2 separate regions of the Homo sapiens genome follow, and region 1 is linked to region 2. Evidence: chromatin loops called from intact Hi-C (ENCODE). Cell type or tissue: A673. All regions are shown on one strand. Each heading gives the region's core, and the rest is flanking DNA. Links, peaks and the distances in the headings are about the cores only. Region 1 overlaps ZCCHC7 (zinc finger CCHC-type containing 7). Region 2 has its middle 26 kb from the start of ZCCHC7.

Region 1 (9,289 bases), core at 327-8,326, 55 kb before region 2:
AGGTGACGAAGTGACACTGTCTCAAAAAAAGCCAACAAAAAAGAATCTCTAATTAACTGATAGAGTAAATGCAATTAATGACACAGAATTCTAAACAAGCTTATATTTATACAATATTCTTGCCTACATGACACCTTGATATTCAAACAGTTCATCTCTCAAAATGGGTTAGCAATAATACAGTCAATGCAAGATGGTGGTTAAGTTCATCACATGCATTATTTCATTTCATACTCACAAACCCCAAGGTAAGCACTGTTATTTTCATTACAGGTAATAAAGAAGGAAAGAAGAGTTGACACCCCTCCACTCTCAAGAGTAATCAAGATCCCCAAAGAGCCAGGCGGAGTGGCTCATCCTGTAATTCCAGCTACTTTGGGAGGCTGAGGCGGGAGGACACTTGAGGCCAGGAGTTCTAGACCAGCCTGGGCAACAGAGTGAGACCTCATCTCTACAAAAAATCAAAAAATTAGTTGGGCATGATGGTGCATGCCTGTGGTCTCATCTACTTGGGAGGCTGAGGTGTGAGGATCACTTAGAACTTGAAGATTGAGGCTGCAATGAACCGTGATTGTACCACTGCACTCTAGCCTGGATGACAGAGCAAGACCTTGTCTCCAAAAGCAAACAAAAATTACCTATGATTTGACTCAATCCATTGAGTCAAACTATATTAAGACAAACACTGAGCACCCAGATTTTGGTTTCTAATATCATTCTCCAATTAAAGAAACCAGGACTCCTTTCAGAAATAGCTGATTCTAGGTCTGGGGAAAGAAAGAAACAAGATGAGCGGTAGCATCTTGCAGTGCCAGGAAGTAACGAAGTGCTTTAAAAAAGAAAAGAAACACTGATGACCAATATTATTGCTCCACTATCTGATGTTTAAAAAAAAAAGAAAGAAAGAAAGAAAGGCCAGGTGCAGTGGCTCATACCTTAATCCCAACATTTTGGGAGGCCGAGGCAGGAGAATCACTTGAGCTTAGGAGTTCGAGACCAGCCTGGGAAACAGAGTGAACCCTGACCCTAAAAAATAACCACAAATAATAACAACAGGCAGGGTGTGGTGGCTCACACCTGTAATCCCAGCACTTTGGTAGGCTGAGACTGGCGGATCACCTGAGGTTGGGAGTTCGAGACCAGCCTGGCCAACATGGTGAAACCCTGTGTCTACTAAAAATACCAAAATTAGCCAGGCATGGTGGCGGGCACCTATGATCCCAGCTACTTGGGAGGCTGAGGCAGGAGAATTGCTTGAACCTGGGAGGCGGAGGTTGCAGTGAACCGAGATCACACCAGTGCACTCCAGCCTGGGCAAAAGAGCAAGACTCCATCTCTAAATCAATCAATCAATCAATCAATCAATAATAATAGTAAATAAAAATAAAATTTTAAAAAATAAAATTAAGGAAAAAAGATAGGAGTATATTAAAGAAACATAGGAGCCAACTGAAAGCACTCCCAAAGGTCAAAGCTAGAACAATTTAAGCAACACAATAAAGTACTATTAAATTATAACCCAAAATGTAAAGTAAATATCCACAAGTTGATACAAATAAGAATGAATGAATGGGCAAGAACAGACAAATCACCCATAGGAAGAATTCCAAATAATTTTTATAGATATTTCACCCTCAAGAAGGTAGAGCATAACACTCTCTTCCTTAAGTATGGGCTGTGTATAGTGACTTCCTTCCAAAGAATACTGTTTGGGAAGAAGGGGGGAAAAAAGAATACCTTCACAGTAGAGAAACCAGACAAACACGACCTCAGCAAGGTAATCAAGGCTAACATCAATGACAAATCATGCTGATAGCATTTTATACTTGATGTGATAAGAATGCTACTTTATTTCTGTCTTCCTCCCAAAACCCATACATGCAGTCTAATGATAATAAAAACATCAAACAAATCCTAATTTGGGGACATTCTATAAAATACCTAACATTCCTCAAAACTGACATGGTCATCAAAAAAAAGGAAAGTCTGAGAAACTGCCACAGCCAAGAGAAGCCTAAGGAGACATGACAACTAAATGTAATGTGGTGTCCTGAACAGGATCCTAGAAAAGAAAAAGAACATTAGGTAAAAACTAAAGAAATCTGAATAATGTATGGACTTTAGTTAATAAGTCGTTAATATTGATGCATTAATTTTGACAAATGTAGCCAATTAATATAAGATGCTACTAATGGGAAAAACTGAATACAGGGCACATGACAACTCCCTGCACTATCTTTGCAATTTTTCTGTAAACCAATTTTTCTAAAATTAAAAAAAAAAACAAAAAACAGCAAACAAAACACAAATGAAGAAAGGGGGAAGTTCAAGTTTATTTTCCTACCTAATTCAAAGCAAGTTATTTAATTTTCTATAGCTATTTGGAAATCTTTCTTTAGAGCACTCCAGGGAGAGAAATTCTTTCAATCTCTTTCTACTACATACTACCATTACTGTTAGTCTGCCCTTACTGAAGCCCAGGTTGCCAGATCAGATTAGAAAACTGTTGGTCTCAATTCATTTTTTTAAAAGGAGGAAGATTTATGAGACTTTTTACTTTGTGTGAGGAAATACAATGCCAAAATAAAGAACTGCTAATGTAGCACTGAGCTACCAGAAAGTATACTAAGAAACAACCCACAGGATCTAAGTTTACATTCAGAGCTCAAAAAAGCCTCAACATCATCTTAGAGTCGAAGAAAAAAGATTTTTTTTTTCTTTGAGATGGAGTCTCACCCTGTTGTCCAGGCTGGAGTGCAGTGGCACAATCTCGGCTCACTGCAACCTCCGCCTCCCAGGTTCAAGTGATTCTCCTGCCCCAGGCTCCCAAGTAGCTGAGATTACAGGTGTGCACCACCACGTCAGGCTAATTTTTGTATTTTTAGTAGAAACAGGGTTTCACCATGTTTGCCAGGCTGGTCTCAAGCTCCTGACCTCAGGTGATCCACCTGCCTCAGGCTCCCAAAGTGCTGGAATTACAGGCGTGAGCCACCACACCCAGCCAGAAAAAGAATTTGTTACAGATTTAACATATGAAGATGATTTTATAATTGTTCATACAACCTAAGTAGCTAAGTCAAAAAGTAAAATAAAAGCTACCCTTTCCAGTGTCAGCTTTAATGTCTAAAAAACTCAAAGTAAAATGAAGTATACAGAATGATCGTTTTATATACAGAAAAGGTTTACTCTCACTGAGAAAGACTTGAAGGATTCTAGCAATTTCTTTCTGACTTCAAATGGAAAAAAGAAATAGATAAATCGGTCGGGCACGGTGGCTCACGCCTGTAATCCCAGCACTTTGGGAGGCCGAGGCGGGTGGATCACGAGGTCAGGAGATCGAGACTATCCTGGCTAACACGGTGAAACCCCGTCTCTGCTAAAAATACAAAAAAAATTAGCCGGGCGTGGTGGCAGGCGCCTGTAGTCCCAGCTACTCGGGAGGCTTAGGCAGGAGAATGGCGTAAACCCGGGAGGCGGAGCTTGCAGTGAGCTGAGATGGCTCCACTGCACTCCAGCCAGAGCAACAGAGCAAGACTCCGTCTCAAAAAAAAAAAAAAAACAAAAAAACCCCACAGAAATAGAAAAGTTATATCTCTATAAATTCCAATGCTACAGAGATTCACAGAAAACACCTGCTCAGAAAAACTGTAACTTTCTAACCTGGAAAAATATCTTCTCAAGCACAGCATATTTTGTAATATTTTACATTATTTATTACAATATTCTGTAATTTTAAAAACTCATAAAACAAACTTCATAGACATTAATTATTACTCATTAAATATGAGCTTTATAGTGTTTGTTATTGTTAAAAAACTTAAGAGGACATTTTGGCTGAACCCTTCTTTCCATGCTACACCCCTCTAGAAAAGATTTACATTTATATGTGATGCAATGCCTTCTGGGTGTTATTTTAATGTGTGATGCAAAAATATGCTTTTCTGTTCCTGTACTGAGACATAGCTGTTTCTGGCTCACATTTATTATGTGCCCTCTTCTGTGATACAATCTGACTGACCTGCAGAATACATCAAGGGCAATCACTGTCACCATAGAAAAGAACAATGGGTTAAAACAATATCCTTAGAGCAGAACTGGAATTACTATTTAAATGAAATTTCAGATTTAATATATCCAAACACTTTAAGTTAAATGCAAAAATTATGTGCTTCCACATATATATAGTTAGAGCTGATTTTGTTTACTGGTCCTCAAAATATTTGGAACCTTGTTTGACTTTCTATATTAAACCTTACGGATTCAACATCTAGAAGATCAATGAGAAAGTAAAATACTGTGGTGTACAGGTGTCCTAAAGCTCTTGTCTGTTCCTATTCCTTTCCTCTCTAACTCCCTTCTCCAACCTGATTAAAAACCTAAAAAGAGCCCAACAGAGAATCCCATGGCCACATACTGAGCATCATTGTAGTCCTAGTGATCCTCCTTTCCTTAGGAGCATTCATTTCTAAAACCTTAATGACACTCTGTCACATTCTTGTGAAAAGGAGATGAAAAACTGCCATTAAAGGCTGTGTTCATTATAATCAGTGACTTCTTAAAAATGTTTGCGTCAAGCAGTGATGTATCTTTGGGATTTCTTTCAGAGTTTGACTCTTTTAGCAGCGTCTTGATTTTTCAGGGAATTTCTGTGCACAGGAAATGAGAAATGCTTGTAATTGCTCAAAACAAAAGAGAACATGGCAACACTGCATTTATGTGTTTCCCATTTTTATTTAAAGTCTGTCAAAGCAACTTACATAGACTTTTATATAAAGGCAAGCTGACACATGAACTATTAAGAACCTCAAACAGTAATAAAATATTATCCTAAAGTAGCATATATTACATGCGAAACACTATAATAAGAATCTACAGATGAACTAGAATCATTCTATTCTATGTATAATGTGAGCAAATGTCACCTAATTTTCTCTCTGTAATCAAAATAGTCTTTTTCCCCAGTAAGAATAGTAATTCCTAGGAATTCCTCATCTTAAAAGCCTGGAGAGACTTCAAAAAATGTCTAAGGAATTGAAAGCCATGATCTAATTCTTACTTTGATCAGTTTTGTTTGTTGGGGACAGGGGGGTATTTTTTTCTGCTAAAAAAAAATAAGTGGGAAAGGAAAATATTGTTCAGTGATGTTCCCCCAAAAGTGTACAATGTTTGGGATATTCAATACAGATATTCTTAAATCTATCGTGATGAATTCACCCAATGTGAAGCCCAAATTTCTTTGGAAACACCGAACTATAAATTAAAGAGTACTTATTTATTCCTTATGAGTTTCTCCCAATTTATGGAACAAAATTCTATACCATACTGTACAAGATAATCTATGTTTAATTAACTTTAATGAAATTAAGCTATTACAAAACTATAAGCAGAAATTAACATTGGGACCACAGAAGTAATCAATTACACAAAAGCTTTGACTACTGTATAGGACACTATAGAGTAGGTTGTAACACAAACCACTTTAACGGGTCTAGTTTATGTTCAGAATGTATTTAGAACTTTTACCCTCTATTTAATAAACTCACAGTTCATTACCATTTAAAATCAAACAAACTGTGCCCATTCAGCAGCACTGCCACCAACTTAACTCCTAAATAGTGGTAACTGACAGTGAACTCTCCACTACCTTGCTGAATTGCCTTACCTCCTGAAAAAAATTTGCTACTTACATTTCTAGGCCACCTACTTTCTGCCACCAATTAGAATGTAGTTTAGACAGTGCAAAGTAACATGAAATGAGCCTAAGCCTTTGTTTCTCAAACTTAGAAAATATATAAACCCCTTAAAAAAAAAGTTCTCTTGAACATCATATCTGTCCAAAAATCCCAATGAGAAACACTGACTTAAGAAACTGAAGTCTCATCCTATAACAAATGTCTTTCATCTATGAGTTATCACTGCAAAGTGTTACCTTTATAACAGGTACGATCACTTTTTAACATCAAAATAAAAATACAAATTTAAGAAATAATTTAAGAACTAAAAAACCTTTCCCTACAAATGGACCCTAGGAGAATGAGGAACTCAGTCTAAGAAAAACCGACCTAATTCAAAATAGAATTTTAAAAGTCTGTTGTTCCTCTAAACATGATATATCCTTATCTCCCCTGACACACACCTCTACCCCTCATGAAAGCAGTATCTTTCCTCTCCTGCACCCCATGACTCTATTATGCCACTCACCTCTTACCTCTTCTATTAAGCCATAGGATCCGTGGGGTCAGGGTCTATACCTGATTCATCTTTGTAAGTACCAGCACATCTTGCACAGTGATTCACAAAAGGCCCTAGTTATTGTTGGCTAAATGAATACATATCAAATATATATTTTTGGCTATTATTTGCTGTCTCTGATTATCTATGCCTTTGTTCCCAATCAGTATCACAGAAAACCAAAAGCTTACAAATCTTTCAATTCAATGTCTACAATATACCTATAAAGTTAAAACAACAATAATACTGACAGATGCAAGTATAGATTCTTTTTTCTTCCTCAACATGAAAAAACAATTACTGACAGGATACCAGGTAAAAGTCAGCAAAAAATACAGGAATAGACATCATTATCACCAGTGCTCTTACAGAGCATCTTTATAAAATGGAGGCAAAAACTCCCTTTCAATCAACCTCCAATATGTTATAATGTAGATTTTTTTAAAAATGCAATGCTAATAAAAATTAGTTGATAAGTATTTTTCATTCAAAAGCCACAAATGTTTGATCTGCATTAAAAAGCTATTAAAAAATCAATTCTAACTTACAATTTACTCAAATACCAGTGGTTTCTTAGATGCTAATAATAAAGCACTATATGAGCTATTACTTTTATTCCTAATATGATTGACATATCTTTTATGAAAGAAAGTCATGTGCACTGCAGGAAATTTAAAAGCCCAAAATGTTAAAGCTCTGAATATAAAATTTAACTAGCAGACTGACTGAAATACTAGATCTCTATTTTTATTCTATTCACTCTTCACTCACCTTCCATTTATTTTCTTGGGATTTGTTTTTTCCCCCCACTCTTATTTTTAATTTTATGGAATAATAAGATACACCCACCTATAGCTCTACATCAGCCAATATTAGACACTTTCAAAACAGCTTGCTTGCTTTATCTCTCTTTCTGTATTTGCTAGGTATTACCTGGTTAGACAGAAAAACAAAGCATTAAATGAAAGTGGTTTTTATGGGACAAAATGTTTTTCCATTACATTACAATGTCTATTATCCTAGTGGTCTTAAAATGAAACTATATTATATTCCTAAACTTCCCTTCAACTGTTTTTGAAGTAGCATAATTTGGAGGTGTTTGGGTAGAAATTATCGGGGCTAACTTTTTAATATTGCAATTATTTATTAAATTGATATATATAATTCAATTGTTTACAACAGTTACTATCATATGAAAGATACTATAGAAACAGAAGTCCTAATGAATTATCTTTGGGATAGCCTGGTCTTCACCTATACTTACTACTGTTATTTGAATGTTAATTTCTGGACCTACTCTATTAGATAGCTAAAGTTAATTAATTCAACTTTAAGTTAAGAGAGAAGATACAAATAGTTGATGTTATTCCCTATGTTTTTAAAATATAAGGTCAATCAATATAAGTACCCACAAATTTTAAATTATTTAAATTATATGAGCATCTGACACTGAGGCAGATTTTCAACTTAACATCTATTTACTTCTTTCAGCTTCCACTGAAGTCAAACACCAAGTAATGAGAAGAGAAACAAAATTTTTAAATCTGTCCTTATCATATTACAAGCACATTAAAGACTTCTCTCTTATTTTCCAAAGAGCTTGAGAAAATGTTGAGCAGCAAAAACTGCATTATTCTCTCAAAAGAAACTACTTTCCTTTTTGATAAACAGTAAACCACATGAGGAAGTTACCACTGAATTACTTCCTGTTACTTGAAAATGTTCTAACTAATACAGCTACCACACGTTTTTAGTTTTTAAAACGAGGGTGGGATAAGTAAAGGGAGGCTTAATTATTAGACAATAATAAAGCAGGCCTAATTTACCATATGGCCAAGACAGCCATTTTTCATTTGGAGGATCTAAGTCCTTTTCAAATTATAATGAAAGAAAAATGTAGAACAATCAAACATGCAGACTTTGTAGAAAAGTGTTTCCTCAGAAAATTGGATACACAAATATCAGAAAGCAAGGGCCATCCATTCATTATGCCTGAAACCAAAGGAGGAAAAAAGCCTACATACAGAATCTGTAAGCTTCATAACTATTGGGATCGTCAAATTTTTAATATTCAATTCCATAATAAATTATTCTAGGTACCAAAAAACTACAGCAGTAAGCAAAGGACTTAATACAATGATATAATCTAAATAAGGTAAATAAGGTACACCAAAAACTCTGAGATAAATGAAGCAACTCTCGAAGAATGAGTTAAAATAGTAATCGCACTTGCTTAAATTAGTATTTATCATTTCTAATGTTTAAAATAAATAAAATACCAAGTCTGAATCAGCCTACAGGTATATTCACTTAAAGATGAATGAATGTGAAAATGTGTGTTCTACACACTTCAACAAGATATAAGACCTACTGTCCAAGATAATTATCCACTAGCAAAATAATTCCTATTTTAATTTTGGGTTATATTCCTTGCTTTTAACAGATCAGCATCTCCAATTCAATTTATAGGAACAATTTTTGTTCAAAATTTAACTGAGGCATCTCAATCTATTAAACGAGGAATATTACTCAATTGAACACTGATTTTAATAAGAATTTTTTTAAGTTAAGGATCTAAAGCAACTACCAATCTAATAAGTAGTTTTAAAAGTTGGGTATGCTCCTATTTTCTGAACTCAAGCAAGTTTGCATTTTTACTTATTTATAATAGCATAAAGAATCAACTTTTAGGCTGCCTCCTTTTCAATTAAGGCTTGTTTACACCTGACAACTATCTTTATCCCAGAACTCTAATGTTCTGCTTTTAATAGCTCAATCTATGTTTCTATCCTAGAAACTGAAAAGGTTTTTTAATTTTGGAGCTTTTTGGTATGTGCCCCTTCTGAACGATAATTACATATTCACAGCAAACTAAATACAATCTTAAGAAGTATGTACAAGAATCTGAAGTAGACTTCTAGAAACATAAAAGTATTATTTGATATAATAAAGACAGTCTGTTTTTCAGATTAAAAAAATACAACAGGAAAAGGAAAATTTTAAACAATTTACTTAATTTTGCCAATTTTCAACATGGTCCCTTTTTTAATCAAGGTCT
Region 2 (9,289 bases), core at 583-8,582:
CCCTGTCTCAACTAAAAATAGGAAAATTAGCTGGCCATGGTGGCACGCACCTGTAATTCCAGCGACTCAGGAGGCTAAGGCATGAGAATCGCTTGAACCCGGGAGGTGGAGGTTCTAGTGAGCCAAGGTCGCACTACTGCACTCTAGCTTGGAGGACAGAGTGAAACTGTGTCTGGAAATTAAAAAAAAAAAAGAAAAAAAAAAGGCAGCATGACACAGTGAATACATCCAGTATAATCCCATCCATATGAAGTTAGTAAAACTAATAGGCTCAACGTTTGGCAGAAGTGGCCCACTCTTTGCATGGTCCTATGCCGTATCTAGACCTGACAAGACTTTGTCTTCTTTCACCTCACTGAGGATGAACCCTCTGAGGACAGAGGCATTGAATGTTACAGCTGGAAAGAAGCTGATATGACATTTGTTCACTCAATCATTCATTCATTTCTCAGATACTTTTGGGGATTTACTGTGTAGGGGATCTCTGGGCTGGGAATGTGGGGGATAAGGTATCGGGGATCTTTCATAGATCTTGTCTTGGAGGAACAGGAAAAGCTGAAATGAGTTGAGTCCTAAATGGAGGAAAGGAGTGAGGGTTGAGGAAGTGCCTGGCTCTGGGCCAGAACACACCCTCAGCCCCTCTGAAAGAGGTGGAGGGGTGGGACCCACCGAAGGTGCAAGGCAGAAGAGACTCCCTGGGCCTCAGGAAGAATGGGTAGGCTACCGCAGATGAACCCAACCAGTCTCACTGACCAGTCTCTGTATTCAGTCACCTAAGGGTGGTTTATGTGCAAACAATGAATCTCAAAGGAATCAGAATTAATTAGGCTGCAGAATGTGAGAGGAAGGGCCCTGACACTGCCTGCTCCAGTGCCTTTACTTTGTGGATGAAGATACTAAGGTCCAGAGTGAAGTGGCTTTTCCAGTGTCCCCTGGATAGCTTGAGGGGAGCCCTAGGACTCGAATCCAGCTTCCTACTTCCCTTACCAGCGTTCTTCCACCCAGACACACAACGGTATTTTCCAAGATGAGTTTTTAGAATAATCAGTTTTGATGGTCATGAAATCTGGAAAAGATCTTAGTGGTAATCTGTCTAGTCCAGAGGGTCCCAAACCTGGTTGATCATCAAATCACATGAGAAATTTATTTTTAAAAATAGAAACTCTGGGAGCCCCAACCCTCAGAGACTGGGGTTTTGGGGTCTAGTAGGACTGGAATTTAGTAGGACAGGTTGGCCATGTGTTTTGTTTGCATTTTTTTTTTTTTGAGACAGAATCTCGCTGTCGCCCAGGCAGGAATGCAGTGGTGTGATCTCGGCTCACTGCAACCTCTGCCTCCCGGGCCCAAGCGATTCTTGTGCCCCTGAGTAGCTGGAATTACAGTGTGCCACTGCACCCAGCTAATTTTTGTATTTTTAGTGGAGACAGGATTTCACTATGTTGGCCAGGAGGGTATCAAACTCCTGACCTCGTGATCCGCCTGCCTCAAGCCTCCCAAAGTGCTGGGATTACAGGGGTGAGCCACCACGCCCGGCCTCCACATGTATTTTTTAAAGCTCTCACTTGCCACCCTCCACCCTCTGCTGATTCTGATGATTAGTAGGTAGGACAATCACAGACCTAGCCGACTCTGTCCAGTTGAGAGGAAGAAACTGAGGCCCAGATTAGGTGAGGTAGAGTGACTGTACAAGGTCACGTTATTCCACCACAAATTCTTCTATTGTCCAGTATAGAATTGAGCCAGCCTGCATATCTAAGAGCCTTGATATGTTAAGAGTGTTTTCTCCCAATATGGTTCTTTCAGTGAACACATTTCATTTTTTGAAGCAGGTTAAAAGATTCCCAGCCACACTGCAAGGCACTCAGATTTGTGCAATATTTACAGTGACTTTGTGGTTCACTAAACAAATTCACCTAAGCAACATGAAAGAAATCATCTTGTTTACAGTGAGATCCTGACAAAAATATGTGTAGGAAAGACAGAAAAACACACATAAACCTGGATTGCTGGGTGGGACATGATTTGCTGCCACATTCAATTTTTCTCATTAGAACTTGTTTTATTTGAGCATGACTCAGTACCCCATGTAAATGCGAGGTTGTTAATCTTATTACTATATGGAAAACAAATTAATTAGTATGCATGCTTTTGACATGAGTTTTTAGGTTGGTGTTGGAAAGATTAGGAAAATACACTCATTACTCCAAATGATATCTGATAATACACGTCTGACTTCCACTTTAAGATCTGTTCCAATATATGGGCAACAAATATAGCTAATAAAAATCAAGCTTTTGTGTTCAGCATCTAAATGTTCATGTTGACCAGATTCACACATGAATAACTGCTTGTCACTGTCCATCATCCAGACTCACCTGCAGCAGACAGCTTCTCAGTTCTCAGGTTTGAGCTCATGTCCAATATCCAAAACCAGCTGAGATGATCTCTTTTCTCTTCTTGCCTACTACATTTTATCTCTCTCTCTCCATTTTTTTTTTTTTTTTTTTTTGAGACAGTCTTGCTCTGTCGCCCCACACTGGAGTGCAGTGGTGTGATCTTGGCTCACTGTAACCTCCGCCTCCCAGGTTCAGGTGATCCTCATGCTTCAGCCACTGGAGTAGCTGCAATTACAGACGTGCACCACCACGCCTGGCTAATTTTTGTATTTTTAGGATTCACCATGTTGCCCAGGCTGGTCTTCACACTCCTGAGCTCAAGTGATGCACCCACCTCTGCTTCTCAAAATGTTGAAATTACAGGCATGAGCCACTGTTTCCAGCCAAACTTTGTATCTCTTCCCAGTGCACCTGCTCCCTTCTTTCAGCAGCCATAATGAACACACCTCATTTTTCCAGGAGACTATAAGCTCCCTGAGGGTAGAGACTATATTCCAATTAGAGATTCAAATACATATTGATCAGAATACCCCACTGCAGGAAAAATATATGAAGAACAACAAGGAAGCCCTTAAAGTACCAGTGTGGAACAATCACCAAGATATACTGTTAAGTGTACACATACCTCTGCAAGTATACAGTGACACTGATTACCAGGTAAAAAATAAGTAAATAAATAAATAAACAACACATGCTAAAAGTAAAATCTAATAAATAGGATATATTTCCTCAAAGTAAAAATAAACAAACAAGCCCAACCAAATACCCACAAAACACTAAAACTAAATAATAAAAAATTGTCATTTTGGGTAGCAGACTATGGCAAATCCTTTAATTTAAAAAAATCTGTTTCACATTAACATATTGTTACCCAGACTATTTCACCAGGGATCTCCAAAAGAAACATAAGGTATCCAGTGTTTCTCAAATGGTTCTCACTGCTTTTAAAAACTGTTCACTTAAGGACCAGGCGCAGTGGCTCACGCCTGTAATCCCAGCACTCTGGGAGGCTAAGGCAGGCGGATTGCTTGAGCTCAGGAGCTGAGAGCAGAGCCTAGGAAAGCAGTTCAAGACCAGCCTGGACTACATGGTGAAACCCCATCTCTACCAAAATGCAAAACATTAGCTGGACTTGGTGCCATTTTCCTGTAGTCCCAGCTACTCAGGAGTCTGAGATGGGAGGATCGCTTGAGCCTGGGAGGTGAGGTTGCAGTAAGCCATGACTGCCACTGCACTCCAGCCTGGGCGACAGAGTGAGACCCCATTTCAAAAAAAAAAAAAAAGAAAAGAAAAAATGCTCATTTTTGAATATCTCACAATATACAAGTTGCCCAATTATATGCTCTAGGCAACATTTTTAAAGTAGTTTTTTTTCATTATTTATTTATTTGTTTGTTTTTGAGACAGGGTCTCTGTCACCCAGGCTGGAGTGCAATGGTGCAAACATGGCTCATGGCAGCCTCAACCTCCTGGGCTCAAGTTATTCTCTTGACTCAGCCCCCCAAGTAACTGGGACTACAGGCATGCACCATCACACCCTGCTATTTTTGTGTTTTTGTAGAGACAGGGTTTCACCATTTTGCCCAGGCTTGTCTCAGCTCTTCAGCTCAAGCACATCCACCTGCTTTGGCCTCCCAAAGTGCTGGGATTACAGGTGTGAGTCATGGTACCCGGCCTAGGCACCATTTTAAACCAGAATGTAGATCCTAACTCTGCTGTCAGCTCCGTGAATGAACCTGGAAAAATCCTTTCTCTTCTTTGGGACTGTTTCTCCATCTCCATTCTCCCAGTAGAATGAGATTATCTCTGATGTTCCCTCCAGCTCTGAAAGTCACAGATTCTCTGGCAAACAAAATATATCAAAAGTCTCCTCCAAAGTAAGCCCATGATTTGAGTAGCAATTGGAGGCTGGAAGGCCTATGAGGTCTGCTGAAAAAAAGTTACAAATGTACCTGATGTGAACATGCTTTCCTAGCTTCAAAACCCAGAAGACCTTCCAGGAGGTTATAAGGAACCAATGCATCATCTTTGGTTCACAACAGTTGATGATATTACCAAAGTCTCAGCACTTCCACTTACTCACTGTCCAGCCTATTGGGAAAAACCCTGATTTGAGACTCAGTTTCCCCAGCTATAAAATGGGTATAATAATTGCTTTGCCTCATTCCCAGATTCTTGGTATAGGCACTTAATTTATGACAGCAACAGAGATAAGAGAATAGAGAGCCTGCGACAGGCTTGTCAAGCCATTTGTCAAAATGAAGTAAAAACATTGCTTATCAAGTTACATTTCATTTGTTGGTAGATTTCCCTTGGTTGTGGCAAGAGCATGGTATGAGACTATCCTCCTCATCCATTACTAGAGGCAAAGTAAATGTATAAAATCATTTGGCAAAGCGATTTGCCCATATATATCAAGAGCCATGCAAGCATTCAGGCCCTTTGACCCAGCAAAATCTAGATCTGGGGATTTTAAAGAAATGGCAAAAATAGGAGAATGTGATATGTATGAAGACATGCACTTTGGGATTATCTGTGATAGTGAAAAACGGGAGTCCTTCTAAATATATAATACTAGGGAATGATATATCCACTTAAAAGAGTATTAAGCAGCCATTAAAATATTAAAACATTTATTTTTAAATGATAATCATGAAAACCTGTGGCATTATAATGATAAACTGTCAGGTGTGAAAGCCGAATGAATGCGAGGCTGTAACTACACTCATAAATCACCTATGTAAATTTTGCCTGAAGTAAGAGGAACACTGAACAGTTCATTTGTTAGGGTGGTAGGATTATGGATAATTTTCTTTCCTTTTAATTTCCCTTATTGTTGTAACATTGCAAACTAAATAAAAATCTGGGAAAAAATACAATGAAGGCAACAGACAGGTACATTGTGTTGTATCCTTCGTAAATCCTTTCACTGAAGAACGGGATTAAATGTGCCTTACCATAGCAAATCATAAAATAAGACTCACATTTTGCATTTCCTCTAGACCCTCCTACCCTTCTGAGAATAAATTAAAATATAAACACTAGAGTTGAGTTTTTAAAATCAGGATTATCTCAGCCTGGCCACATGGCAAAACCCCGTCTCTACTAAAATTACAAAACTTAGCCAGGCGTGTTGGTGGGCGCCTATAGTCCCAGCTACTTGGGAGGCTGAGGCAGGAAAATCGTTTGAACCCGGGAAGCAGAGGTTGCAGTGAGCTGAGACTGGGACACTGCACTCCAGCCTGGGCAATAGAGCTAGAGTCCGTCTCAAAATAAATTAATTAATTTTAATTAAAAAAATAAAATAAAATCCAGGATTCTCATTATTCTATTTAAAACATATAAGGAGAGAAAATACACTTTTTTCTTCTGGATTAAGTTTCCCTGGCCAAGTTCCGTATGTCTGTTCTTCCCTATTGGCAGGTCATGGGTCCCCATTCCTACCACAGGAGTTTATCAACCTGTTGACTTTGCTCAGCTATCGCACAGATGGTGGTGAAATCATTAGATTGAAGGAAACCCAACAGTTCTTGCTTTGTGAAATGAGCATGCTATTTCTGGCCAGGCTACAAGCTCGGTCTGGTATCAGGATCTCCTGAGATGATGTGCAGGAAGGCACAGAAGTGCTTTGCAAATCCTCCAAAGCTGTGACCATCTGGATCTTTTTTCTTTAGGAGTCAATGTAACATAATGGAGGACTACAGGGATAGAGTGGACTTAGGGGAGTGGGGAGACGGGGCCTGGGTTTTAGGCAACCCGAAAGTGTTAGTGGTCAAACGATTTGTGTGGAAAATCAGACTGGCTTTCAAATTCCAGCTCTGCCATCTCCTAACTGTGTGATCCTGGGCAACTTCCCAGTGTCTGAGCCTCAGAGTTGAGGCTTCATCTGTGAAACCGGAGTACTAACAAAACCTGCTGCACAGGTTTGTTTTGAGGATGGAATATGATCATGTATGCAAAGCACAGTGCCCAGTGATGTCCAAGAGATGTCCCTTTTCTCATTAGTCTTGCCCCTCCCATGAACTCACTGTAGAACCTTTGGCAATTCTATTTCCTTCTCTGGGCCTTAGTGTCTCCATCTGCAAAATGGGAGAAGGGGAGGAGTCAACTGTCTCCCAGGGCTGTTTTAGCATATGGGCCTGTGGTTTCACAGTGGTGGTTGTAGCAATATCCTAAAGGCAAAATCCTATCTCTACAAAAAATACAAAAATTAACTGGGTATGGTGGCACATGTCTATAGTTCCAGCTATTTGAGAGGATTGCTTCCGCCTGGGGTCAAAGCTGCAGTGAACCATGATCACACCATTGCTCTCCAGCCTGGGCAACAGAGTGAGAGACCTCGTCTCAAAAGAAAAACAACAAACAAACAAACCAAAAACAGAAAAAACCATAGTGGAAGGTATAAGCCCATGTTTGCCACAATGATCATGAACTTATCATGTAGTTATGAAGACTTTTATCAAAATATTTGCCTATTATGTTAAGTCTACTCATTCTCTCATTTTAGCTTTATAACTTTAATGGAAAAAAATGTATTTTTTACCAATAAAGTAATTAAGTTACCCAAAATCAAAGCTAACTACTGCAGAATTCTAACAGACCCAACAACAACCACTAATTGAGAACCTATGACCATTACACCTCATTCAGAAGTGACCTTTTAAACCGATATTTGAGAGATAAGTAGGTGTCAGCCAGGCAAGTTGGAAATTAACTCACACAGGGGGAAAAAACCTGCATATGTGAAGACCCAGATCAAATAAAATATATATTTGAAAACCTAAAATTCAAATAGGTAACCCACTCTACTCAAATTTTAATTAGTTATCAAGTCTTGGTTGAGTGCCTAATAAACGTCAGGAATTCAGCAACTGCCTCTAGATGAGTTCTCCATCCTGTTAAATTGTATCTAAAACTGTTATGTACATGTTTTTGGGAGAAAAAGGATTTGACATAAAACAGTTAGAAGACTTACTGCCCTAAGTTGTTGAAGCCATAATTTCATTTCAATTTCAAAAGCCACTTACCTTAAGCCATTATTTCACTTCAAATCATACTATGTAAAGAGCTGTACTCTATACACAAAAACAGAATTCTAATTAAATTTACCTACGATCTGTTAGGTATCCCGTATGTGCCAAATGCTGACAAACTAAAGGGGCTGTGTTCCAAATTATACATATTGAAGGAGCTCTACGATAACATACCACAAGACTCACAAACTAGGAATATGCCATCTTCAACTCTTAAAAATGTTGTATTCTTCCATTTTCAAAACAAATATTCTTTTAAAATCCTGAACCTAGCCAGGCACGGTGGCTCACGCCTGTAATCCCAGCACTTTGGGAGGCTAAGACGGGAGGACTGCTTGAGGTTGGGAGTTCGAGCCCAGCCTGGCCAACATGGTGAAAACCGACTCTACTAAAAACTACTAAAAATACAAAAATTAGCTGGGGGTGGTGATGCATGTCTGTAATCCTAGCTATTTGGGAGGCTGAGGCAGGAGAATTGCTTGAACTCAGGAGACAGAGGTTGCAGTGAGCCGAGATCATGCCACTGCCATCCAGCCTGGGCAACAGAGCGAGACCCCATCTCAAAAAAAAAAAAAAAAAAAAAGTCCTGAGCCTAATAATTTTTTGCTAAACCTAAATCTTCAAAATTATTAAATGAGAAAGAAACATTATGACCAGGAACAAGAACAAAGCATGCTTCTGAAAGTGGAATTAGACTTTTTTATTTGTTTAAAATACATTTTAAGACTGTCAGAAGTGGGCCGGGCGCAGTGGCTCACGCCTGTAATCCCAGCACTTTGGGAGGCCGAGGCGGGCGGATCACAAGGTCAGGAGTTTGAGACCAGCCTGACCAACATGGTGAAACCCCGTCTCTACTAAAAATACAAAAATTAGCTGAGCATGGTGGCGCATGCCTGTAATCCCAGCTACTCAGAAGGCTGAGGCAGGAGAATTGCTTGAACTTGGGAGGCGGAGATTGCAGTGAGCCCAGATTGCACCACTGCACTCCAGCCTGGGCGACAGAGCAAGACTCTGTCTCAAAAAAAAAAAGATTGTCACAAGTATACTACTATTCATCAATCATTTTAAAAGAGCACATAGTATTCCACAACTTATTAAGAAAGAGGGAAGCTGGGCACAGTGGCTCATGCCTGTAATCCCAGCACTTTGGGAGGCCGAGGCACGCGGATCACCTGAGGTCGGGAGTTCGAGACCAGCCTGGCCAACATGGTGAAACCCTATCTCTACTAAAAATACAAAAAATTAGCCAGGCGTGGTGACGAGCACCTGTAATCCCAGCTACTCGGGAGGCTGAGGCAGGAGAATTGCTTGAACCTGGGAGTTAGAGGTTGCAGTGAGCCAAGGTTGCGCCACTGCACTCCAGCCTGGGCAATAAGAGCGAAACTCTGTCTAAAATAAATAAATAAATAAATAAATAAATAAATAAATAAATAAAATAAATTTAAGAAAGAGGGTACAAAGATATACAGTTTTTTGATTATATATATTTTTAAATGTAAGGACCAACCACCAATTTTCTCTTAATGGTTACCCATAAGGGGAAGAGCAGGAACAGGATGGAGACTGGACAGAAGGTTTGCCTTCTCTGAATAGATTTTATTGTGTTTTGCTGATCTGAATTTGGAAATTTATAAACATTTTACATGATTATAAAATTAAATCAAAATTTTAAGAGGTAATTCTAAAAAACAACATATCAAAAGCAAAATGAAACAAATGATCCAAGTTGATGATCTAAAGTTGATGATCTAAAGAGAGAAAATCTGAATTTAATCAAGCTTCTAGATCTAACTACCAACTCACAGGAAATAAGAGGACACTGGAACATGTGAAACAATACTACATAATTCAGACTACAGG

The links. Hi-C counts contacts between places; a loop is a spot of excess contacts. Peaks named below come from ENCODE experiments on the same cell type or tissue, not always from the same donor. Only the 100,000 strongest peaks of a DNase experiment are listed, where the experiment ranks them.
Region 1: it touches region 2 in a loop (4-fold over the local background); 4 of 110 quality-filtered maps call a loop at or near these places.

The regions. Positions count from the first base shown.
Region 1 is chr9:37,145,237-37,154,525 of GRCh38, reverse strand. The region is part of intron 2 of ZCCHC7 (zinc finger CCHC-type containing 7); the gene reads right to left. Among named protein-coding and RNA genes, the nearest start is that of ZCCHC7, 29 kb to the right of the region's middle. RefSeq lists an enhancer at 4,252-4,753. In A673, for the core only: no CTCF peak of the experiment used is centred there; DNase peaks (open chromatin) are centred at 4,555 and 7,945; H3K4me3 peaks cover 655 bases; H3K27ac peaks cover 2,794 bases.
Region 2 is chr9:37,090,112-37,099,400 of GRCh38, reverse strand. It overlaps the pseudogene EBLN3P. Among named protein-coding and RNA genes, the nearest start is that of ZCCHC7, 26 kb to the left of the region's middle. In A673, for the core only: no CTCF peak of the experiment used is centred there; no DNase peak of the experiment used is centred there.